Linked DNA regions of Homo sapiens: region 2 is linked to region 1. A link is a loop called in an ENCODE intact Hi-C map of the cell type or tissue named here. Cell type or tissue: OCI-LY7. All regions are shown on one strand. Each heading gives the region's core, and the rest is flanking DNA. Links, peaks and the distances in the headings are about the cores only. Region 1 holds the start of NME6 (NME/NM23 nucleoside diphosphate kinase 6). Region 2 holds the start of SMARCC1 (SWI/SNF related BAF chromatin remodeling complex subunit C1).

Evidence for each region. Peaks named below come from ENCODE experiments on the same cell type or tissue, not always from the same donor. Only the 100,000 strongest peaks of a DNase experiment are listed, where the experiment ranks them.
Region 2: it touches region 1 in a loop (6-fold over the local background); 2 of 110 quality-filtered maps call a loop at or near these places.

What each region holds. Positions count from the first base shown.
Region 1 is chr3:48,298,212-48,303,582 of GRCh38, forward strand. It overlaps NME6 (NME/NM23 nucleoside diphosphate kinase 6), which reads right to left and starts at 3,156. Exons shown (of 6, transcript NM_001308426.2): 1 at 3,142-3,156; 2 at 216-312. The coding sequence starts at 305. RefSeq lists silencers at 2,859-3,058, 3,359-3,578 and an enhancer at 3,139-3,268. In OCI-LY7, for the core only: a CTCF peak has its summit at 2,300 (motif pointing right); DNase peaks (open chromatin) are centred at 2,280, 3,250 and 3,740; H3K4me3 peaks cover 3,097 bases; H3K27ac peaks cover 3,531 bases.
Region 2 is chr3:47,778,638-47,784,008 of GRCh38, forward strand. It overlaps SMARCC1 (SWI/SNF related BAF chromatin remodeling complex subunit C1), which reads right to left and starts at 3,256. Exons shown (of 28, transcript NM_003074.4): 1 at 2,966-3,256. The coding sequence starts at 3,160. RefSeq lists silencers at 2,730-2,969, 3,150-3,369, 3,780-3,829, 3,940-3,999 and an enhancer at 3,202-3,496. In OCI-LY7, for the core only: no CTCF peak of the experiment used is centred there; DNase peaks (open chromatin) are centred at 2,034, 2,754, 3,344 and 4,364; H3K4me3 peaks cover 4,834 bases; H3K27ac peaks cover 4,327 bases.

The sequences.
Region 1 (5,371 bases), core at 164-5,163:
TTCTATTATTGCTTTGGGTCCTTTCTTACATTTTAGGTCTGCCTCAAGTCTCCAATGGATTCTTAGTCTCCTTAGGTCAGAGTTCATGGCTTCTAGCTTTGCCTCCACAGCATCCAGCACAAGTCTGTGTTGTCAGTCACCATAAATGGCCCAATGGCACCTGAAGCAGTAGCAATTCCCAGGGCATGCGGTAGAGACTTAGGATTCATTCTTACCTCCAGAATCAGTGGATGGGCGACTGCGTCAGGCTTGATCAGGGCTAGAGTGAGCTGGAGAGCCTGAGGGCTTCGCAAGATTGAGGCCATCTCACTCCTGCCATTAGAGAGCTGTATTAGGAACCCTTCAGGACGGCACTCCCAGCCTTCCCTACATTGGAGCCACGCAGCCTTGCAAGCCAACGAGTGCTCTCACTCCTGACACTCATAAAGAACCTGACAGTTTCATCTTAAGGCCATATACATTATTTTAATTGCCCATTTGGGCTCATGGGATCAAGGGAGGGGAGTTGTAGAGGGAGCATTCAAGTTCCCCCGTGGAGTATACAATCTAGTGCAACTGTAAGCCTATGAGGGAATTACCCATTAAAAGAAACTCAAGTTTAAATACTACCTGTCTCTGCCAATATCCCTTCCTAACTTCCTTTTGTATTTTACAGAGGATTTACAATTTATACTCCTAAACAGCCTATCCACAAGGCCTATTCATAATGATGAATTCATCTCTTAAAATCTTCCATCCCATAGTGCTCTCCTATCAAATCTAGAATTGGAAGATTGATGGACAGCAACTGAGGTGCTACCAGGATACCAAAAAGTCTGCTGGATAAACACCATCTCTATTCTAATATTATGGAGAGATCAGGATCTCCTGTGCCCAAATCAAACCTGTTAATACACTCAGCTGTCCTCAGTGGTAACACTGAGGTCAACACACAACTCCAACATCAGGAACAAGTCATAACCATTTTGCATCTGAAACAGTGCCTGACACAAAGGTGCTTGATCAATTTTATTTACTAAATAAACCTATATAGTCTTATTTCTATTCATCTTTGTATTCCTAATGTCTAGCATGGTGTAAGAGCTCAATATTGTAGAAATGATATAATGGACATAAAAGCATTTTATAAACTGGACTAAGGGAATTTTGAGGTCTTTTCCAATTGTGAAATCCGAGTTATACGTGAGAAATTTATCACCTCTGCAGGAGTAAAGACTTTGTCTCAAAATCTTATCTCAATATTATCTCTCATTTGGCCATGTGTAGTGGCTCACACCTGTAATATCAGTACTTGAGGCCAGGAGTTTGACCTGGGCAACAAAGCAAGACCCTGACTCTACTACATATGTGTGTATGTGTGTGTGTGTATATATATATAATATATATGTGTGTATATATATAAAATCATTTGTCGACAAATACAGAGAAGGCTTCCATTAACATAGGCAGGGACAGAGTCTAGACAACATTCTCATTTATCTTATCCTAAAAACTGTCAATCATGTTAAAGGTGGTATTAGAATCTGGCCCAAGCAAAGAAACTGCCATGGTCGCTCCTATTCATGTCCTTTCTACAGCTTTCAACCTGATTTTCCACTCAAACCATAAAGCCACACCCAATCTAACCAGTACAAGATCAGCTAACCCACTCTCCCTAATGCCACAGGTGGTAACACGTCATTTTCAGCAACTGTCTACAGAGACATCCATGACACCTCCCCTCCCTCACTCTTCATATCCACACGATCACCAACTTCTGGCAATTTTCCCTACCTAATATATCTCAAAACCCATACCATTCTCCCATCCTCAACTGCTACCACCATAACTCTAAGACATCATCATTCCCCTCTGGACATCTTGACAGCCTCCTCTTTGGTCTCCCAGTTTCTGTCCTGCCAACCTCTACAATCTCCACACAGCAGCCAAAGTGAACCACACATGAAAATCTAATCATATGGTTCCCCTCCTTAACCCTTTAAAGGGCACCCTGTTCTTAGAATAAAAACCAAAATCCTTATCACGGCCTCCCAGGCTCTGCATGATCTTGTGGTTCCCCACGTACCTCTCTAGCCTCATCTGGAACCCCACACTCCTTAAGTTTCTCTAGCTCCAACCTCATGGGCCTTTCAGTTTTGAAAGAATTTCTGGCTTGACAGCCTTTGTGTGAGTAGTTTTCGCAGTCCTGAATGTGCTTTCTCTGGTTGCCTCCTGCCCACCTTAGTGATCTTAGCTCACTTCCCGTTACACTTTCTCACAGCTCCTTGCAAGTTCCCTTCAGTTCCGTCTTCACCACCAGAAGGTGTAAGCAGTACCTAGCACACAGCTGGCTCTTAACAGTATCTGAATGAACCAACGAATGCACCTCATCCAGCCATTCCAAGGCCAGGCTGCTAGGGGTTCTCGTGGCAAGAACACGCGGCCTGTAGGGAGGACATGGTTCCTTTACTAACGCAGCTAAGTTGTGGCTGTCTTGACTCTTGGTTTACAACAAACTGACAAGTCGAGAATCCTGTTAGACTTAAAGGTGACTCCATGAGAATTAAAAATTTTAGGCAGGGCGCGGTGTCTCACGCCTGTAATCCCAGCACTTTGAAAGACCGAGGCGGGCGGATCACGAAGTCAGGAGATCAAGACCATCCTGGCCAACATGGTGAAAGCCCGTCTCTACTAAAAATACAAAAAAATTAGCCAGGCATAACGGCGCGCGCCTACAGTCACAGCTACTAGGGAGGCTGAGGCAGGAGCATTACTTGAACTCTGGAGGCGGAGGCTGCAGTGAGCCGAGATCGCGCCACTGCACTCCAGCCTGGCGACAGAACCAGACTCCGTCTCCAAAACAAAAAAAAAGTAAAGCTGTCGGTACACTGCCACCCCAGCACTCGAGGGGGCCACCACTCGCTTCCTGGAGGGCGGCGGCCCAGCCCTGGTCCACCCACGCGCGGCCGGGACCTGCGCCCCTACCCCCGTGGCCACGCCCTCCAGCCCCCCGGGCTCACGGCCTCAACTCTCGACCCAGCCCCCTACTTCTCTAGGCCTGCAACCGCGCAGCCCTCACCCCTCGTACCCGGGGCCTAAGCCCACCCCAGATTCTGGGTCATTCGGAGCCCCAGTGCAGCAGAAGTCCGGCTGCGGGTTCACCTTGTCCTCCGGCACAGGGCCCGGCCACCAGGCGCCACGCTGGATAGCCTGCGGCCCTCGCAGGGTCCTTCAGGCGCTCCCTGGGCAGCCCTGCTCGGGGTCCTAGTCCGGTTGCGCCGCGGCGTGAGGTGAGGTGTGAGTTGCCCTGGAGGGTGGCGGGTTTTCCAGGCGCATGCATTTGCCGCGGACGGGACGAGAGGATGAAGCCGTTCTGGGCGCCGGAACTCGCTTGTGGGAACCGCCCCTCGGAAGCCGGCCTGGGCGCCCTCGGAAGCCGGCCTGGGCGCCCTCGGCGGGAGGGAGTGCTGGGCCGGGTGCTGGCGCAGCGCTACGCAGGGTGGCGGAACCCAGAGGACCGGACGGGCTCGTTCAGGGTGGCGGCCCGGCGGGGGCGATGCCCGCCAGCAGAGACACCGATGGAAACCTTGCCCAGTTATTTTCTTTGCCCAGGGTAGTTCCTGGAACATGGTTGATGCCCAGTATTTGTCAAAAGTACGCGGAGGGCAAAGAACTTAAGCGCTCGATAGCGAAGGCACAGGCCCTTCAAAGTCTTTTGAGCTCTGAGCGATACATTAGCATGAAGGATCGTAGCTAATATGGGGGTTGATGAAGGAGGATCCTTGGCTGGAGCCCAGGTGTGCATAGGGCATGAGGAAAGCAAGTCATAACGGCCTTTCACGTGTCATTAGGAATCTGGGCAGCAGGGTGTGGTTTGGGTTACTCTGGAGTCTATTGACGCAGCCCAGGGTGAGGAGATGAGAACTGGGGGTATTCCTGGTGTGTACTGTGATGTATGGAGAGGATGGGGACAGGGAGAATGGATCGGGGGTCAGCTGTGGCAGGTGACCAGAAACTTGGTGACAGGTTGAATAAAGATGGTTAAAAAAAAAAAAAGTGTTTTGGTTTCTTGGGTTTTTTTTTTTTTTTTTGAGGGAAATCACTGAGAATGAGAAGAATGAAAATAAACGATAACTGTCATCAATGTAAAGACTTACTTGCACATTTAACTGACTTCGGTGTCTGCCTACACAGGTGTTGCCCTCTTGGAAGGTTTATCCCCAACTCATGGCTTCTGTCCCTGCAGCAATAAGAAGCCACTTCCCAATAGTTTCCTGATACCCAGTCACCTTTGGGAACTTACGAGGAAAGTTTTTCCAGTCTCTCCGCAGACCCTTGCATCTCTTCTCTTTTTGTTTAGACCCTTGACCACCACCCCCTATTCTAATCTTAACTCCTCTGCTACTCAGTTCCAATCCTAACCCAAGCCCTAGTCCCTAAATTTATAATCCTTTAATCCTAGACCTGGTCTCTAGATCCTGAGCCCTTGATGCTTATCTTCTAACCTCCTAATCCCAACCTCAAATCCCTAAACCTCAACCCATGAATTCTGACCTGATTCTCAAACCCCAGGCCCCCAACCCTGACTCCAAAAATGACAACCCATTACTTCTCCCTACACGGAATCACTGACGGAGTTGTAGCAACTGAATCTGCAGTAGGCCAAAGGACCCAGTGAGTTAGCCAGCAAACTACTCTAAATAAAAGATATGGTGGATAACAGCAAGCCTAAACAAATCTTCCTCAAAGATGAGCAACACAAGTCCCAGTCATTATGACAATACCTCTGTATCTCAACAAAGGGGCTTAAATCAGCAAGTCATCCCAGCCCCTGAAGGAAGAGAACAGTCCTTGTAAGTTGCAAAGCTCTCAGAGGACATGGGTGGCTCAGTAAAGCCCCTGTTCTAGGACACAGCAAAAGAAGCAACACAATAACCACCATGGCCCAGCAGATGAGGGCCACAGCCAGCATCGCCACCCCTGAGTCTGCCTTCCCAGTATGATCATCAGGACTTCAGAAGTCCCAGCAAACCAGTTAAACAGAAGACAAGAACCTTATGTGAAACCAAATTCCAGACAACTGATACAGATGGCATTCCAGAATCTGCAGCATTCCAGCATGCAACAAACTGCAATAAGTGACACAGATCTCTCCCCGACAGACACCTTATGAGAAGCAAGGGGAAAAAAATGCTCCAATAAAATGGAATCCCAGAATCTCTTCACCATCCCACCCTCAAACCCCTCCCCATTGCCAGGATGCTATGGCATAAGAGGCAAAGGACAATTCACAGTAGTAATAAAAAACATTTACTAAACACTTAGAAACAGTACTGACCAGGTGCCTCATTCAATGCTACGCTTATGTGAATTCTGTATGTATACTGTACTT
Region 2 (5,371 bases), core at 272-5,271, 520 kb before region 1:
AAAGTCTATTATATTTTATTTAAGAAAACAAAAATTTATTAGTCTCAAAATATTTCAAGTAAGAGTCAGTGTGGGCCAAGTGTGGTGGCTCACACTTGTAAGCCCTGCACTTTGGGAGGCTGAGGCAGGCAGAGAGCCCAGGAGTTCGAGACCAGCCTGGGCAACACTGCAAAACCCTGCCTCTACTGATAATACAAAAAATTAACCAGGTGTGGTGGTTCGTGCCTGTAGTCCCAGGTACTCAGGAGGCTGAGGTGGGAGAATCACCTGAGCCCAGGAGGTTGAGGCTGCAGTGTGCTATGATCTCACCACTGCACTCCAGCCTGGGCAACACAGAAAGACCCTGTCTCAAAAAAAAAAGAAAATTCCTAAATGAAGTCTCAGGTATCTTCCATTTGAAAAAGAAGGTAAATAATATCTATCATTTAGGACTGCTATGAGGACTTTAAGTGAGTTATACTTTAAGTACCCGGCACATGGTAAATGCTCAGTTGTTCACTGAATGCATGAGCTGAATGCAAGAGTTTGAGGTTGCAGTGAGCTATGATCACGCCACTGTACTCCAGCCTGGGCAACACAGAAAGACCCTGTCTCAAAAAAATAAAGTAAAATAAAAATAAATAAAAAATGACACTAACAAAATCATGTTTACTGAGACTGAAACTGTTGTCTGCTCTGAAAATGCAGTATTAAATGCACTAGAAACGGTTAGTTAAAACCAATGCGTACACCAAATAGAAATGCACTGTGTAGAAAAGAAGCAAAGAACTTTGTGATAATATTTTCACCACTTCAACGCTAACACCCAGAGACTGAAAAGATTCTGGCTGTCAGGCCTAGGGTATATACGTTTCTCAATCTCAGTAGACCCTAGAAATACACTCTGGCTTTACAAAGTCCTGAGAAGTCAAAGGTAACTTTGTCTATAAAGTCTCAGGGATAGTGAATCAACATTAGCCTAGTGGTCTCAATACTGCTGGGCAATTCCTCAAACTGCTTTGTAGCCACTTCCCTACCCACCCAAACAAATATCGAAGGATTATCCATGTCTAAAGCTTCTTGTAGTTGATCCCAAACTGATGCACACTGAACAGTGCGGAGAGGTAGAAATTACTGAAATTTGCCTTTTTCTACTCTCTTCCTTGATATTATTCAAAGGAATATGCCTGTAGATTATTTTTCTTTGTTAAAGCTTCACTGAATTTAAGACCCAAAGCATTGGCTAAAAGGAATGTAATAAAGAAGAATTAACCAATATTTTCATAACATATTCAATTCCATTAGCCACTTCTGGAAGCTCTATTACTTACATTTAAAAAGTGACCAATTTATCACTGTGTAAGAAAGGGCAATATTACTAAAAATCTACAGTCTAAATGTAATTTCAGAGGAGGAAAAGTCCAGACACCTAAAAATATAATTACTGTCTCTCACTTCCTCAAACTTCAGATAAGAAATGTAATTTTTCTAGCTGACCTTCAAAAACAAGAAAGAAAGAAATGATCATTTCTGGGTCTTTGGTTTTTTTTTGTTTTTTTTTTTTTTTTTTTTTTGGAGACAGTCTTACTTTATTACCTAGGCTGGAGTGCAATGGTGCAATCTCGGCTCACTGCAGCTTCTGCCTCCTGGGTTCAAGAGATTCTCCTGCCTCAGCCTCCCGAGTAGCTGGGATTACAGGCATGTGCTGCCACACCCGACTAATTTTGTATTTTTTGGAAAGACGGGGTTTCACCATGTTGGTCAGGCTAGTCTCGAACTCCTGACCTCAGGTGATCCACCCGCCCGGCCTTCCAAGCCGCGCCCGGCCAGAAATGGTCATTTCTGAATGTACCACGTGTAATGCCAAAGGAACCCAAGATCCCTGCCCATGCCTAATAACTGCCAAACACTGACAGGCTTCACTGAGCTGCTGAGGCCAAAAAAATAGGTTCCTAAACTAGTTTATGTTTTCATTCATTCAACAAATATTTACTAAGCAGCCACTAAGGGTAAGGCAATAAGTATCAGCCACGTTCCCGGATACACTGCAGTGAACAAAGCCCTTGCTTCAGTGCTATGATTCTCAATAGGAGAAAGTACAGAACTAAAGAGGGTGATAGGAAAACTTCAGAGGCTGGGGAGCCTTTTCGGCTACCTGCTTCATTACACCCTTTAAGGGAGTCCTCCTGAATATTTACACAAAAGGGAAGTTGGAAAAAAAAAAAACATTTGTTATAAACAAAGGATTAAGTCAAAACTTTGAAAACTACTGACTCGGCGGAACTTCCGTTCCAAAGGTAGGAGAAATCAGTAAATGAATAATTTCAAAATGTGGTAAACACTACGAAGAAAATAAAGGTGACACAAGAAAAGTGCTCTAATAAAAACTGGGTTCTTGGGGAAGGCCTCCCTTTAGAACACTTTACGTACAAGCGACCATCAACTCTCACGCCACACAGAACCAGAAGCACGATGAGGTAGAACCGTCGTTAATAGTTCTCATCCATCCTAGAATTCATATTGCCTGTTATTAATTAACGAATACAATCATCCCAGTCGTTTAGCAATTCAACAACAGGTAGCAAACCCCCTCGAGACTTTGAATACGCTCTAAACAAAACTTGAAGCTGCTTTTACCACGCTTGCTCGGTCTTTAGGGATCATTGTTCACACACCTAAGGCAGCTGACAAAAGAGAGAGAGTCACACTCGCTTAGTGGCTGAGCTCGACCTGCTCTGGCACACGAGACTGAGCAGGGGCTTTCACCATGGGTGCGTAGGCTCAGAGGAGAGAGCCCCGAACCCCAGTCAGGCCCCGGGATCGCGGGCGCCCAGAGCGGGCGGCGGGGGCGTGGCGGGCCCGGCGCCTGCCTTTGTTGTCCCTCGTGGCGTGCGGGGGGGAGGGGCGGCCCGAGGCCCGCGAGGCCAGCTGCCGCCTCCGGCCCCGGTCGCGTGGTCTCCCGGCCCCCACGGGCGCGCGAACCCACCTTCTTGTAGTGCTTGCCCAGCCAGACCCGCACCGAATCCAGCTGGGACACCGTCTCCGGGCTCTCCCAAAACTTGGTGGCCGGGCCCCCATCCTTCCGTCGATAAACAGCTAGGCCTGCGGCTGCCGCCGCAATCCCCGAGCCCGTGGCGCCTACCGCTGTCCCCGGCCCGCCGCCGCCCGCCGCTGCGGCCATCGTCGCAGCCCGTCGTCCCCACAGCCTGGCCCACCCCGGCCCTCGCGGTGTTTCCCGGTCGTTCCCGCGCGCACCCCCGCGCGCGTAGCCGCCACTGCCGCTTCCCGGCCCCGCCCAGCCAACCCTCTTCCGGCGCGGACGCCCGGCCCCGCCCCATCTGGGAACTGGCACTGTATCTGACGCGAGCCAGCGCACGCGCATGCGTAGCACTCGTGCGGCCGTGCCTTGGAATAGCACGTCCTGCGGCCTCAGCCGCCTCTTCCGCCATCCTCCGTAGGCTGCATTCTGCCCTAGTGAGCGCCGGTTTTTGAGCCTTGCTCTTCCCTCGCTACCGACGTCGAATCATTATGCGGTCAACAACCGCAGGTGGGTTATGTGTCATAGCCCGCCTCCGCTGGAGGGAAAAGGCCTGGTGCGAGAAATGCCCAAGGGAAAGCCTGTCTAGGGTATCGAGTGCTGGCCGAGGGCCCTGCACCCGGACTGGGACTGCGCCGGGCCCCGCTTTCCCTCAGGCCCTCCACCCCCAGCGGCCCGGCGGCATTTGTGAACAGCCATCTGGGACTCCCACGCCTAGGCTTTTCGGCTTCACAGACCTTCCACTCCCTCAGGGGTCCAGCCACAGCGGCTCATTCCTGCCCCAGGGGCCCTTGCACTGGCTCTTTCGAGACCTCAGCAGGTCTTCCCTTCTGATTTGCACTTACGAGACGCGTTCAGATTCACTGCTTCAAAGGACTTCAGAAAGTAGTTGTCAGATCTTAACAATCTTGAACAACTGTTCACACCCATACACTTTCTGCATAGCGCTCACCACGACCCGGCGTTTCTAGTTTCTCATTTACCTTCCACATAAATTACATGAGAACCTAATCTTAACTTGTTCACAGGTGTATCCTGAACACCTGAGACAAGGAACAGATGTACAGTAAATACTTGATGAGTTAATGAATGGCCCACATAGAAGCCGAAAATTTTTAAATTATTAACAAGGTATATTGGCCGGGTGCGGAGCACTTTGGGAGGCTGAGGCGGGAGGATCAATTGAGCCCAGGAGCTCTAGACCACCACACCCATCCCCGTCTCTACAAAAAATACAAAAATCAGCCAGCGTTGTGTTGCAAGCCTGTGGTCCTAGCCTCTTGGAGGGCTGAGGTGGGAGGATCCCTTGAGCTGGGGAGATGGAGGCTGCAGTGAGCTATAATCGCGCCACTCACTACACTTCAGCTTGGGCGACAGAGCGAAACCCTGTTTCAGAAACATAAAAAGTATGACTGGCCATAATGGAGTTGTGAACATAATGCTATATGATCGCAGAGAAGCAAGTAACTAATTGCTTGTGAGAACGTGACTAACTGCTGGTAAGTTTCTGAGATCTTTTAAAAATGAGGGTGTGTACATGTTTTCAGGATCTCCTGAGGGCTGTGTCACGGACAGTAAAATATATTAAATAAAAAAGTTAATAGAATGTGATCAAGAGGGCCAGGCGAGATAGCTCACGCCTGTAATCCCAACACTTTGGGAGGCCAAGGCAGACTGATCACGAGGTCAGGAGTTCCAGACCACCCTGGCCAACATGGTGAAACCCCGTCTCTACTAAAACTACAAAAATTGGCCAGGTGTGGTGGTGCATGCCTGTAATCCCAGCTACTCGGGAGGCTGAGGCAGGAGAATTGCTTGAACCCAGGAGGAGGTGGAGATCGCAGTGAGCTGAGATCACGCCACTGCACTCCAGCCTAGGCGACAGAGCCAAACTCGTCTGAAAAAAAAAGTTTTTAATTTGAAACTTTCTCAGATTTAACAGAAAAGTTGCAAATATAATACAAAGAACTTTTCCTGAATCATCTAAGAGTAAGTTGCTGACATAATACCCATCACTATCAAAAAGTTTAATGTGTATTTTCTACAGACAAGTATAGTCTATATATTCTCTTACATAATCACAATACAATCATTTATACCAGGAAATTAACACTGATGCCATCCCCAGACCCCATTCAGGTTTTTCCTATTGCACCATGAAGTCCTTTATAGCAAAAGTTTCCAGTTCAAAATCACACTTTGCATTTAATAAAGTTTCATCTCCTTCAATATGGAACAGTTCCTTAGTCCTTAAACCTTAACAACATTGATACCTATGAAGATTACAAGGCATTTATTTTGTAGAATGACCCTCAATTTAAGTTTGTCTGATGTTTGTATCTTTGTGTTCTTTGC